2 separate regions of the Mus musculus genome follow, and region 1 is linked to region 2. The links are chromatin loops, found by intact Hi-C in ENCODE. Cell type or tissue: heart. All regions are shown on one strand. Links, peaks and the distances in the headings refer to the core of each region. The heading gives the core; the rest is flanking DNA. Region 1 holds the start of Ckap4 (cytoskeleton-associated protein 4). Region 2 holds the start of Polr3b (polymerase (RNA) III (DNA directed) polypeptide B).

The links. A loop is a pair of places that touch in the nucleus more often than their neighbours do. Peaks named below come from ENCODE experiments on the same cell type or tissue, not always from the same donor. Only the 100,000 strongest peaks of a DNase experiment are listed, where the experiment ranks them.
Region 1: a loop joins it to region 2, with 5 times the contacts of the local background. A loop is called at or near these places in 14 of 42 quality-filtered maps.

Annotation. Positions count from the first base shown.
Region 1 is chr10:84,530,489-84,535,861 of GRCm38, reverse strand. It overlaps Ckap4 (cytoskeleton-associated protein 4), which reads left to right and starts at 1,974. Exons shown (of 2, transcript NM_175451.1): 1 at 1,974-2,415. The coding sequence starts at 1,996. In heart, for the core only: a CTCF peak has its summit at 2,290 (motif pointing left); DNase peaks (open chromatin) are centred at 1,731, 2,371, 3,451 and 4,921; H3K4me3 peaks cover 4,504 bases; H3K27ac peaks cover 4,050 bases.
Region 2 is chr10:84,618,996-84,624,368 of GRCm38, reverse strand. Polr3b (polymerase (RNA) III (DNA directed) polypeptide B) reads right to left here and starts at 2,071. Exons shown (of 28, transcript NM_027423.2): 1 at 1,831-2,071. The coding sequence starts at 1,902. Gm17249 (a long non-coding RNA gene) reads left to right here and starts at 1,724. Exons shown (of 2, transcript XR_380645.4): 1 at 1,724-2,172; 2 at 2,911-3,846. In heart, for the core only: a CTCF peak has its summit at 2,485; DNase peaks (open chromatin) are centred at 1,908 and 2,028; H3K4me3 peaks cover 1,984 bases; H3K27ac peaks cover 1,518 bases.

The sequences.
Region 1 (5,373 bases), core at 248-5,247, 89 kb after region 2:
AGGTTTCTGCTACAGTATCTGCTATTCAGCCCAAGGAGGGGGCGTTCTCTTCTGTCTAGAGCAGATGCTTTCGCTAGGGCACACTCTGGCCCAAATTTAATCTCCTCTGTGTTTTCCCCACAATAGCAGTGACTCTCCTGCTTCTTTTGCTACCTTATTTTGTGGCCTTTTGCAATGGGCAGCCATTCTCTATACACAGCACACACCCTTCTAGTCAAGACAGGTGTCCTGGGCTTACCCCACTTCCTGCTCAGAAATAGCCTTCCTGTTCTCCTACTATGCAAATTCATTCTCCAAATTATTCCTCATTCTCTACTCTGTGTACAGCTCACGGTTTGCTTTCCAAGTTCTCTTTTCATTTATTGTCTCGGTTCTTAGGCGTTGGTTTTTAAAACATTAAAACATGCTTTCCCCCACCCCCACCCCCACCCCCTGCCAGGACCCAGAGCCCGTGATCACAGGCACATATGTGCCTATTCAGATTTTAAAGGTGATTTACGAAAAGAATGAGGAGCAACAAGATTGTCCTTGAGGAAGGTGCCTCTAGCAGTGGACAGACATCTCTCTGGCACACAGTGGGCCTTCAGCAAAGTTTTGCCCTTGTAAAGTTGCACATTCAGTGTCTCCTCGAAAATACTTTTCTCAAGAGGGGTATTGTCGGGCATGTGACCACCAAAGTATGGAAGTGGTGGTATTTGAACATGGGAAGATTCCAGTTTTGTTTCTAATTTTTTCCCCCTTCTAAGCAGATTGGGAGGAAGTTACAGACAGAAGAAATAGCATCCCTACTTCTGCCGCGCAGAAGTACACACTAGGACTGCGGGAGCCAGGTGCAGGGGAAAAGGTCCAGATTGGTATTACCAATGATCTGCACTGATGGTGGGCTCTGGTTTCCCTCCCAGTCATGAGTGAAGACTCACCCATGGGCTTCAGAAGCATCAGCCCAAGGTTCAAAACACGGCTGTGTGGGACCTTGAGGCATTCTGTTGGGGTCGAGGCTCAGCCTTGTGTGTTTCCTATAAAATGGGCAAATGTAATCTCAACCGTTCAAAGCTTTTGCGAGGATTTTAGAGCCCATACCAGCTGATAAGCACAGGTCTGGCACTGCTATATTTCTTTTTACAAATGTGGAAGTGACAACCTCAACCTGTGTCCCTCTAAGTGAGGGTGCTGATGGCTTCTCTACACTCAACCCAGAGCCTGTCAGGAACTGGAGCTGTGGAGAGACTGTATGATACCCCAAAAGAAAAGAGAACCAAGGGGCCTGGGGGTGTTGCATACAGTCTACTGCCCAGGCAAAGAGGGTCTGTAACTCAGTAACTCAATAACTCAGTAACTCAGCTCCCTAGGACAAGTTCTAGTCCATACCCAAGGTGCTTGGGTGCAGAGTCCTTCGAGCCCAAAAATTCTCGGGAAGAGACAGGCCTGGCCCGGCTGCAGGGCGGCCTTAGAGGAGGGGTGTTCCCGGCTTAGTGGTGGGCAAGTAGGGCGTCTGACCCCCCCCCCCCCCGTCCTGTCCCCACCTTCCAGAACCGTGCTTTCCGCTCCCCCTAGCACTCCCCCTCGGCCCGGGTGGGGATCGTGCTCAGCACAGTGCTCAGGAGGCACCCCCACCCCGCTGACTCCTCTCGAGGGTAGCCGGGGCACTGGGAGTCTCAGCCATCCGGGCAGCCGCGCCCAGCCTCGCCCCGCCGGGCTCCGCCCGCCCTCCGCGGGGTCGCAGCGAAGGGAGGAGGGGCGGCGGCCCGCTTGCGTGGCAGGCGCTCGGGCTGGGCTCGGCCTCCCTTCCCGGGAGGCGGGGTCGGCGCCGCGGCGGCGGCGGAGCCAGGCCCCCTCCTCCTTCCGCGGCCGGCCTCCTTCCTCGTCGCCCCACGTTCCCGGCCGCTCCGACGCCGCTGCGCCCGCGTGCCGCCCGCGCAGTCCCCGTGGGAGCCGGAGCCAGCGTCCCGGGCCGCGCGCCCCGCTCGCCCATCCCGCCGAGCCGCCGCCGCCGCCATGCCCTCGGCCAAACAAAGGGGCTCCAAGGGCGGCCACGGCGCCGCGAGCCCCTCGGACAAGGGCGCCCACCCGTCGGGCGGCGCGGATGACGTGGCGAAGAAGCCGCCGGCGGCGCCGCAGCAGCCGCAGCCTCCCGCGCCGCACCCGCCGCAGCACCCGCAGAACCAGGCGCACCGGGGCGGCCACCGCGGCCGGTCCTCAGCCGCCACCGCCAACGCGTCCTCCGCGTCCTGCTCGCGCAGGCTTGGCCGGGTGCTCAACTTTCTCTTCTACCTCTCCCTGGTGGCGGCGGCCGCCTTCTCGGGCTGGTATGTCCATCACGTCCTGGAGGAGGTCCAGCAGGTCCGGCGTGGCCACCAGGACTTCTCCCGTCAGAGGGATGAGCTGGGCCAGGGCTTGCAGGGCGTCGAGCAGAAGGTGGGTACTCCAGCTTTTGCGGGGTCGGGACTCTACTCCTGCCCTCCCTGAAGGGGCCCTGGTCCTTTCCTGCCCAGGCCCTGTGGCAAGAGCTGGGACCCCAGCGCCCTAGTCGCCAGGGCGGTCCCAGACCCGCTTTGTTAATGGTCTCAGAGAGGGATGGAGCGGACTCTGAGGATGGCCAGACCATTGGGGGAGGATGGGCCAAGGGCCTGTCACAGGACATTAGCGGTGACCTGTAAGGAAGCCGGCAGGCTCTACGTAGCCCATTCTTTTTGCATTAGGAACCGTTGAATGGACAGAGTTGCCCGAACAGGAGCCTGGAAGGGAAATCATCGCATCCCCGGAAGCCTCTAGTCAAGACTTCACCTTGGCTATGCCAGTAGGAGTCACCCGAGCCAGTTTTTAATAGACCTAGAGTTTTGGGGGTGGGGGTGGGGGAAGCTAGTGAGCTTAGTCATTTGCTAAGTTCAGATGAAACGTCTATCTTTAGGTCCCTTGTCCTTAGCTGGACCAAGGAGCCCATGTGGGCCTTTGAAGTCGCCTACTCCAGCTTTAGGGGAAACACAGGCCAGAAGTATTAGATCACACTTATGTGGTGTGTAGACAGCGTATTCATGTATTTTATTTCCTCACTCAAAGAGTTAACTAGAGGGAGGAAGAGAGGGCTGACAAATTTGACTCCATTTTCCAGACCCGAATATTGAGGTTTAAGAGACACAAAGTGAGTTGACACAGACCACAGCTGGCTTGAGTCGCAGATTGTGGAAGAAAGTGTGGGCCATTCGTGAGGAAGGATTCCCCAGCGAGCTGTTTCAGGAATGACCAGACAACTCTCATGGCAAACTGCTCAGTTTCTACCCTTCCAGCCCAAGTGTAGCCCCCTTCCCTCTAGTGCCTTCTCCATCCTCTCCACCCACATCCTTGCTCAATGAAACGCACTTGCTGGACGGAAACAAAAAATCCCGCCATTTCTGAGCCCGGAACCACGGCCTCCTTTCCCAGCATGCCGCTTGCCCTGCCAAGTCCCTACTTTTTTGTTGAGTGTGCACCACTAGGAATTTCCTCTCAAGACTGGAAGAGCAACTGGAGTGAGTCAGCCTGTGAAGTGGTGTAGGCCAAGGGAGGTGACTTAGCTGGGGAAATGAAGTGGGCGATTCTGCTCTGCCTGCTGAATGTCAGACCATCCTAAGAACACAGACACCCCGCGGGAGTCTGATCGCTAGCCCGTTTCCTCTCTTCCTAATCAGTCATAATATTTATTGAAGCCTGATAGTTGTATGGCTGTGCGTGAGCCCTGTGGAGGATATGGAGGAGGAAAAGGCGCAGATCAAGCTTGTGAAGTGGCATCCTAAGTAGGTTTCAGGGGTGGGGAACTTATGCACACTTTGAGAAGAAAGGGCTTGTGGGTTTGTATGTGGGACAGGGCTGGTCATTAGAAGTATCAGGAGATGGCATGACCCCATACAGGTAAGGGGACAATCTCGACTATACCTGAAGGACAGAAGGTAGCTAGCCTTCCAGTGACAGAATACAGGGGAAGTTGGAAGCTTGAGCCCAAAGTGGTTAGATCCAGGTTGAAGAACATGGGTGTTAGTTCCTATGTTGCCTTTTGGTCTCTTTGTTGGTTTTACCCCTTCCCATTCACAGCTGTATGCAAATCGCTTTCCTCTTTGAGCCTGTTTCTCATTCTCCAGGCAAGAGGAAGGCGCCATCAAGGTTTGTAAGAACTGGGATTGGGGATAGCCCAGCTGGTAAAGTGCTTACTGTGAAAGCATAAGAACATGGGTTCAGATTTCTCGGGCCTGTGTAAAAGTCCACACTTGGAATCCCATTGTTGGGGAGGCACAGACAGGAGGTATCTCTGGAGTTTGCCAGCCGGCCTGTCCAGCCAAATCGGGGTACTCCAGCTCCAGTAAGAGACCTTGTGTCAAAGAAACAAACAAACACACAAACAAGTGAACAGGGAGAGCAGTCAGTGTCTGGCCTCTGTATGCCTGCGACAGCCCCGTTGACTGTCAGCCATTAGTAGTAGCACCGGCCTGTCCACTGTTACCCCAGAAGGCTCCACAAAGGCAGGGATGGAGTTGCAGCCATTATTCCGTCGCTGGCATTCACGCACCACACAGCAGACATCCCCCACATGTCAAAAGGACAGACATCCATCCAGTACATTTTAACTGTTATGAGCACTTTGTGCATAAAGAAGCACACACACACACACCCCATGACCTCAGAAGGGGAGACACTGGGTTCCTTGGGGGACTGGTAATAGTTTCTGATCTGATTAACTTCCTAGCCATTTGTGAAGTGCCAACCTGGGATTAAATAGGAGCTCGGCCTGCCCAGGCTTTATCAGGCAGTGCTCTGAATTCCTCCATTCTTTGGTCCATTGAGAAAACACTGAAGGTAGCCTGCCATGTTGCAGGCTCTGGGCTCACCCCCATGCTTCTATTTTCAGTGCTGTGCTTAGAACAGGAAGGCATTGTGATTTACTAACCCAGTTTTAGAGGTCACCTCTCTCTAGTGCCTTCTCGGCGTATTCTTTTATGACTCAGGTTGTATTTGGCTGGGGAGGGGAGTCGTCGGATCCAACCTGGGACTTGGGAAGTGAACGTGATTTTGAGTTCCTGGAGCAGTCGGTGGGCATGCGCTGCAGCCAGGGTATCCTGTGTGCATCCCTGTTCTGTTTCTCCTTTGGCATTGAGTGGAAGATGTTGCTAGGAGTCCGTGAGCCTCTGAGGAACTCAGGACAGAGCTTAGCCTGGTGAAGACAGTAGCTACTGCGTGGAGCGGCCAGCGAGGGTTAGGCACAGTTAGGCACTTTACTTGTTTAGACTCATTCAGTTCTCACGGTGACTATCGGTGAGTCAGGTACTATTTTTGTCACACCTTGTGGCAAAGGAAACAAGTTACATACAGACAGTATGTAACGCGTCCAGGAGCAAACAGCAGTGA
Region 2 (5,373 bases), core at 237-5,236:
ACAAGTAAACAGACTTGCCTCCTGACTTCAGAAGTCGTTAGCTTAATAGGGGCGACATGTAAGCAAATGGAATGACACTTGGTAGGTGCTATAACAGTATGCAGTGAGGTGGATTATTATAGATGCTAGGTATACTGCCATGACTGAGCATGGTGGTTGTATGAGGGAGGCATTCCAAATAAAGGGAGCCACTGTGTGCAAGCGCACAGGGTTGAAGGAGCTGGCAGGGTGGAGAACACTGAGGATGTCTATGCCTGCTATGAGTTAGACATGGTGAGGAAAGAAAGGTAGGTACATTGAAGAGGCTTAAGGTAGTGAATGAGGTGACAGCAGGTTCCAGTGAGCCAGTGCACCGTGGCTCAAAAGCTGAGTTAGGGCTGGGAAACACAGACAGAAGGACCAGAAAGCAGTGTAGTGGCCCATTTGGAAGACACCGAGAGTTCCAGCTCATGCTGCAATTAAGGACGATTGTGAGGAAGGTTCCTTACAGCAACACTGTAACACGACGCTGTGATCTACAAAACTCTCCCTGGAGAGCCATACCAAAAATATTAAAAGTAAAATAAAATAACACTCATAAAGCTTGGAGTTAAGTCTGCAGTTTTGGACTGGGCTACATTCTTAACTATCCTTTGCTGCATGGGCTGCAGGTCCTGTTGATTAGGAGTAGGGGAACACTGAGAAATAAGCCAAACACAAAGACAAATACTGTGTATTTTCCCTAAGAGGATCTTGGAACTCATTCTTCAAAGTCCCTGAGACAGTGAGGTTGTGATCCTACCACCTCTACATACCAAATGCTGAGATTAAAGTCGTGGGCCCCTACACCCTGTCATAGCAGGAATCAACCACGGGTGCTCTGGAAGAGCAACCAGTAGTCCTCAATCCCTGAGCCGCCCCTGGGTCCTAAGTCACTGATCAGGTCGCTCCCAATTAAACCCTTCAATGGTGCTTTACTATTCCCAGGGAGAAAGTCTAACACCTTCTAAGAGTTAACACATTTCAGAATCAGGAAGGCATCTTTTACTGCCCTCTTCCCCTAGCTCCACTAGATTTATTTGTTCCCCTGAAACAACTGATGGTGTGTCTGGGGTCATGTACAACCTGTTCCTCTGCCTGAATTTCTTCCTCGACCATCTTCAGTCCTAGATGTCCCTATTCTGTGCCAAAGATGTCAAGGTTCAGTGAGAATTTATATACCTTCTCAGGAAACAAAATCATGTCAATAACTGCACTTCCTTAGGCAGTTCACCGTGAAGCAATTATCCTTTAACTTTTAAGAATCTGATGAAAGCTATAGGGGCCCCTAAGAAAATACAAGATCAAAAATGGGGGACGAAGGGATAGTCAAGGTACTTAAACTAAACCTGCAGTCCAAAGAAACTGTGGAGTAAAAGGAAAATGATGACAAGGGTGAGATTCCCATTTACTTTTAGCACCAAAGCCGGCTATGGGACCTCAAGAACATTGCCTACGTTCTCAGGATCTCTGTGTCCTTCCAGGTGAGATCGGCAAGAAGATATTGGTTCCTGAGAGAATACACAAGGACCAATTCTTGCCAGTGCACACTTAAATTAGAAAAGCTTTACCCGAGAGCCATTCGCTAAGCTTCTAAACGTAGGACGCTACTGAGAGATCTGTACTTGCTGCTACAAACGCTCAAGAACCACACCTGGTAAAAGCTCACACACCCGGAGCTCCGAGCATGTGCAGAAGTTCTGAGCATGCGTAGAAGCCCAGGGACCCGCCCTCGTCATCCTGAAAACTCTCCCGGCAACGCCTCCTTAGTCGTCTCCAACCTCTTCCGCTGCCTGCGCTCACGGCACTTACCTCCACAGTCGGGATCGGCGCAGTCAGCTGCTCCGGAGTCAGGCTCCCGAACTCCTCGGCTAGAACATCCATTCCATTCACGGTAGAGGAAGAAGTCGGCAGAATGTTCACATCCGCCCGTGCGGCTCCAAGCAAGTAGCACGCGGAGAGTGGTGTGCGTTCTCCTCCGGTGTCCCCGTGGCGCTTGTTTACGGGGAGGCGTTTCAAAAGGTTCCGCCTGGTCAGGGCCTAACCTGCGGAGGAACCCGGAAGTGACCGAGCCGGATGTGGAAAACTACACCCACTGGTGTACTTCCGAGGTCTCGCCGGGCTAATCCTAGCCTCTTGACAGGCTCATTTCCAGTATCCCCAGAATGATTGAATACGGCAAAGTATAGTAGTTCTAACTGTATAACTAATCTGAAAAATGACTCGATAATACACATTAGTCACAACATGAACTTCTAAAGCAGAGATTTCAATTAACTCAGTCTAAACTGCTTGTATGTTGTGTAGTACAGAAGAGCAAAAGTCCTTGCTTAAATAATTGGTGGTACCTGCGTGTAATGAACAGGCATCAGCCGGGCGTGGTGGCGCACGCCTTTAATCCCAGCACTCGGGAGGCAGAGGCAGGCGGATTTCTGAGTTCGAGGCCAGCCTGGCCTACAAAGTGAGTTCCAGGACAGCCAGGGGGCAGTAAAAGATGCCTTCCTGATTCTGAAATGTGTTAACTCTTAGAAGGTGTTAGACTTTCTCCCTGGGAATAGTAAAGCACCATTGAAGGGTTTAAACGGGAGCGACCTGATCAGTGACTTAGGACCCAGGGGCGGCTCAGGGATTGAGGACTACTGGTTGCTCTTCCAGAGCACCTGGGGTTGATTCCTGCTATGACAGGGTGTAGGGGCCCACGACTTTAATCCCAGCATTTGGTATGTAGAGGTGGTAGGATCACAACCTCACTGTCTCAGGGAGTTTGAAGAATGAGGTCCAAGATCCTCTTAGGGAAAACCCAATAAATTATATTAGAATAGTTAATTAACGGTTTGGGGGAAAATATGTTTAAATCCTATGTCGATGAAATATACCTTAACAAAACACTAGAAGGAAACGTCAGAGGGACGGAGTTTGTTACCACTACACCGAATAAACGAAGGATTGCACATAATCCTCCCACGGCAGCACAGACACCTATAATCCCAGCATTTAGAAGCTAGAGGTAGGAGGGCATCCAGAAATTCAAGGGCATCCTTGGCTACCTAACAAGGTCGAGGCCAGCCTGGGCTACATGAAACCCTGTCTCCAAAGAAAAGGTAATGTATTAATAACATTGATTGGTGAAAGATTTCAAGGATGGCAACGGAGAAAGCATAAGAATTGCTAAAAGTTGTATTCCATTAATTTTTAAAAAATTAGATACACCTATAAAAAATCTCTATGAATAGTAAACACACAGTTGGTAGAAGACAAAAGGATTTGTCACTGAAATTGGAAATGAGTTCATGCAAGTCCAATGGTAAGAAAAATCCCATGGGAAGAAGAGGTAAAAGATGCCAACAGTTTTTAAATGAGTTTCAGTTTGGGAACATACAAAAATTGTGGAGATGGATGGTGTCACATGAGTGTGTACAATGCTCCTGGCCATTTAATAGTTGAACTATTTAATAGTTCACCTGTATAATTAGCACCATCTAATAATATGTGTTCTTTTTTTTTTTTAAACCTGGTCCAAGGTAATCTGCGTACAGAGTTAGCTAGTTAAATTTCAGTGCTTGTATCTAAACGTTGTGCTGATAGACTTCTGAAACTAAGTGAAGAAAGAAAGAAAAAAATTACAGGCCACCAAGATGGCTCAGTATGTTAAGTCACCTGCCACAAAGCTTGAAAAGCCGCGTTCAGCCCCCAAGACCCACATTGTAGAAGGAGAGAAGCAACTCTAAAGAGCTGTCCTCTGATCCCCATACTCACATGTAAGACAAATCATTTAAAACTAAGAATGATCAGCCCCCCCCCCCCTTAAATCCTTAAGATTTACTCAGAGAAACTACATTTGAATGGTCCCTGTGAGTTATTATACCAGAGAGCACCCTACTTAGTGTAGTCTGGAAGGGGTTGGGAAAGGGAGCTGAAGACTTGAGGACATCAAGTTTGGCTCAGGTGTGTCAGCTGTCTTCTACAAAGTCATCTTGGATTCCCACTATGAAGATGGTTCTACTGTAAACCAGATCACAGACACCTGGAGAACTAAAAAATCTCAGCTTTCTGATTGGCAGGCTGGAGCTGGAAATCTGCATTTCTAGCAAGATCTCTGCTGCTGTGACCTAATACCATAACCTCTGTACTTGTCTAGTTCTTCAGTCTGTGAATGCTGGAATGAAAATGGCCTTGCATTCCAGGTTCTAGTGCATTGTTTGTTCCTTAATAAGTTTGTGTTGAATTCATAATTTGAAAATAGAATTGCAGTAGGTAATAATAAGTTTAACATTGTATTTCTGTTTTTCACCGAGTTTTTAAAGTTTCTTTTGAAATGAAGGACACTTTGGAGGATGCAGTCCCTAATCTTCATGGCTACACTTAGTTGACAGTGATGATGTTGGCTATTAGACCACAATTCCTTGTAAGATTTCTTGCATTACACCTGTATCCCAGATCAAACCCATGACTTCTTTTTTATCTCTAGGAGGCTAGACTTTGGAAGCAAGGTGGGGAAAAAGCCAGGGGTAGTTTTGTGCTTCCTCAGTATTATGCTACCATATCCTTTTACTGAGGTATTAATACAAAAGCCTAAAGCATAAGGTGTGGGAGCTCCCGGAGGACAAGTGCTGTGCATCCTGAGCCATCCTTTATACAAGGCGAATGGGTATGTGTTAGCCAAGTGAAAAGTTATCCAATGCCATGGGGGCAAGAATGGCTGACTGAGGGACACTGTAATCTGTAATGGGAGAGGTGTTTAGGACTCTGGGAAACTGGGAAAAGTGTACATTAATTTGAACATTACTCCTTAACAGGTATTTGATTGCTATCTTTAGGTGGATTCTCTAATTATCCACCCTTGGTGGTAAGTAGAGATCTTCATTTGACAAGCTAAGGCAGTGGTTAAGAAATTTGGCTCACACCTTTAATCTCAGCACTTAGGAGGCAGAAAGGCAGGTGAGTTTCTAAGTTCAAGGCTAGCCTGACCTACAGAGTAAGTTTGAAGACAGCCAGGGCTACACAAAAAAACCCTGTCTCAAAAAAAAAAAAAAAGAAAGTAGGAAGGGAGGAAGGAAGGAAGGAAAGAAGGGAGGGGGGGAGGGAGAGGGAGGAAGGAAGAGAAAAAGGAAAAGCAATTTTTCAAATGGAGTTGGGATTTAAATCCCTAATTATCTTAGCCCAGGACATGTTAGGTCTCAAACTCAGGTTCCTTTGAGACCTAATACTTTTAAACCACTGAATACTGACACCACACCAAAAGCATGGGGAGGCAAAGACATTTTAACACGCAGAGCTATGAGAGTTTATTTTTCTATGCTGGCAACTGTATGTGGTGCTCATGCAGGGCTTGCCAAGGACAAGTTTGTTTGGTGG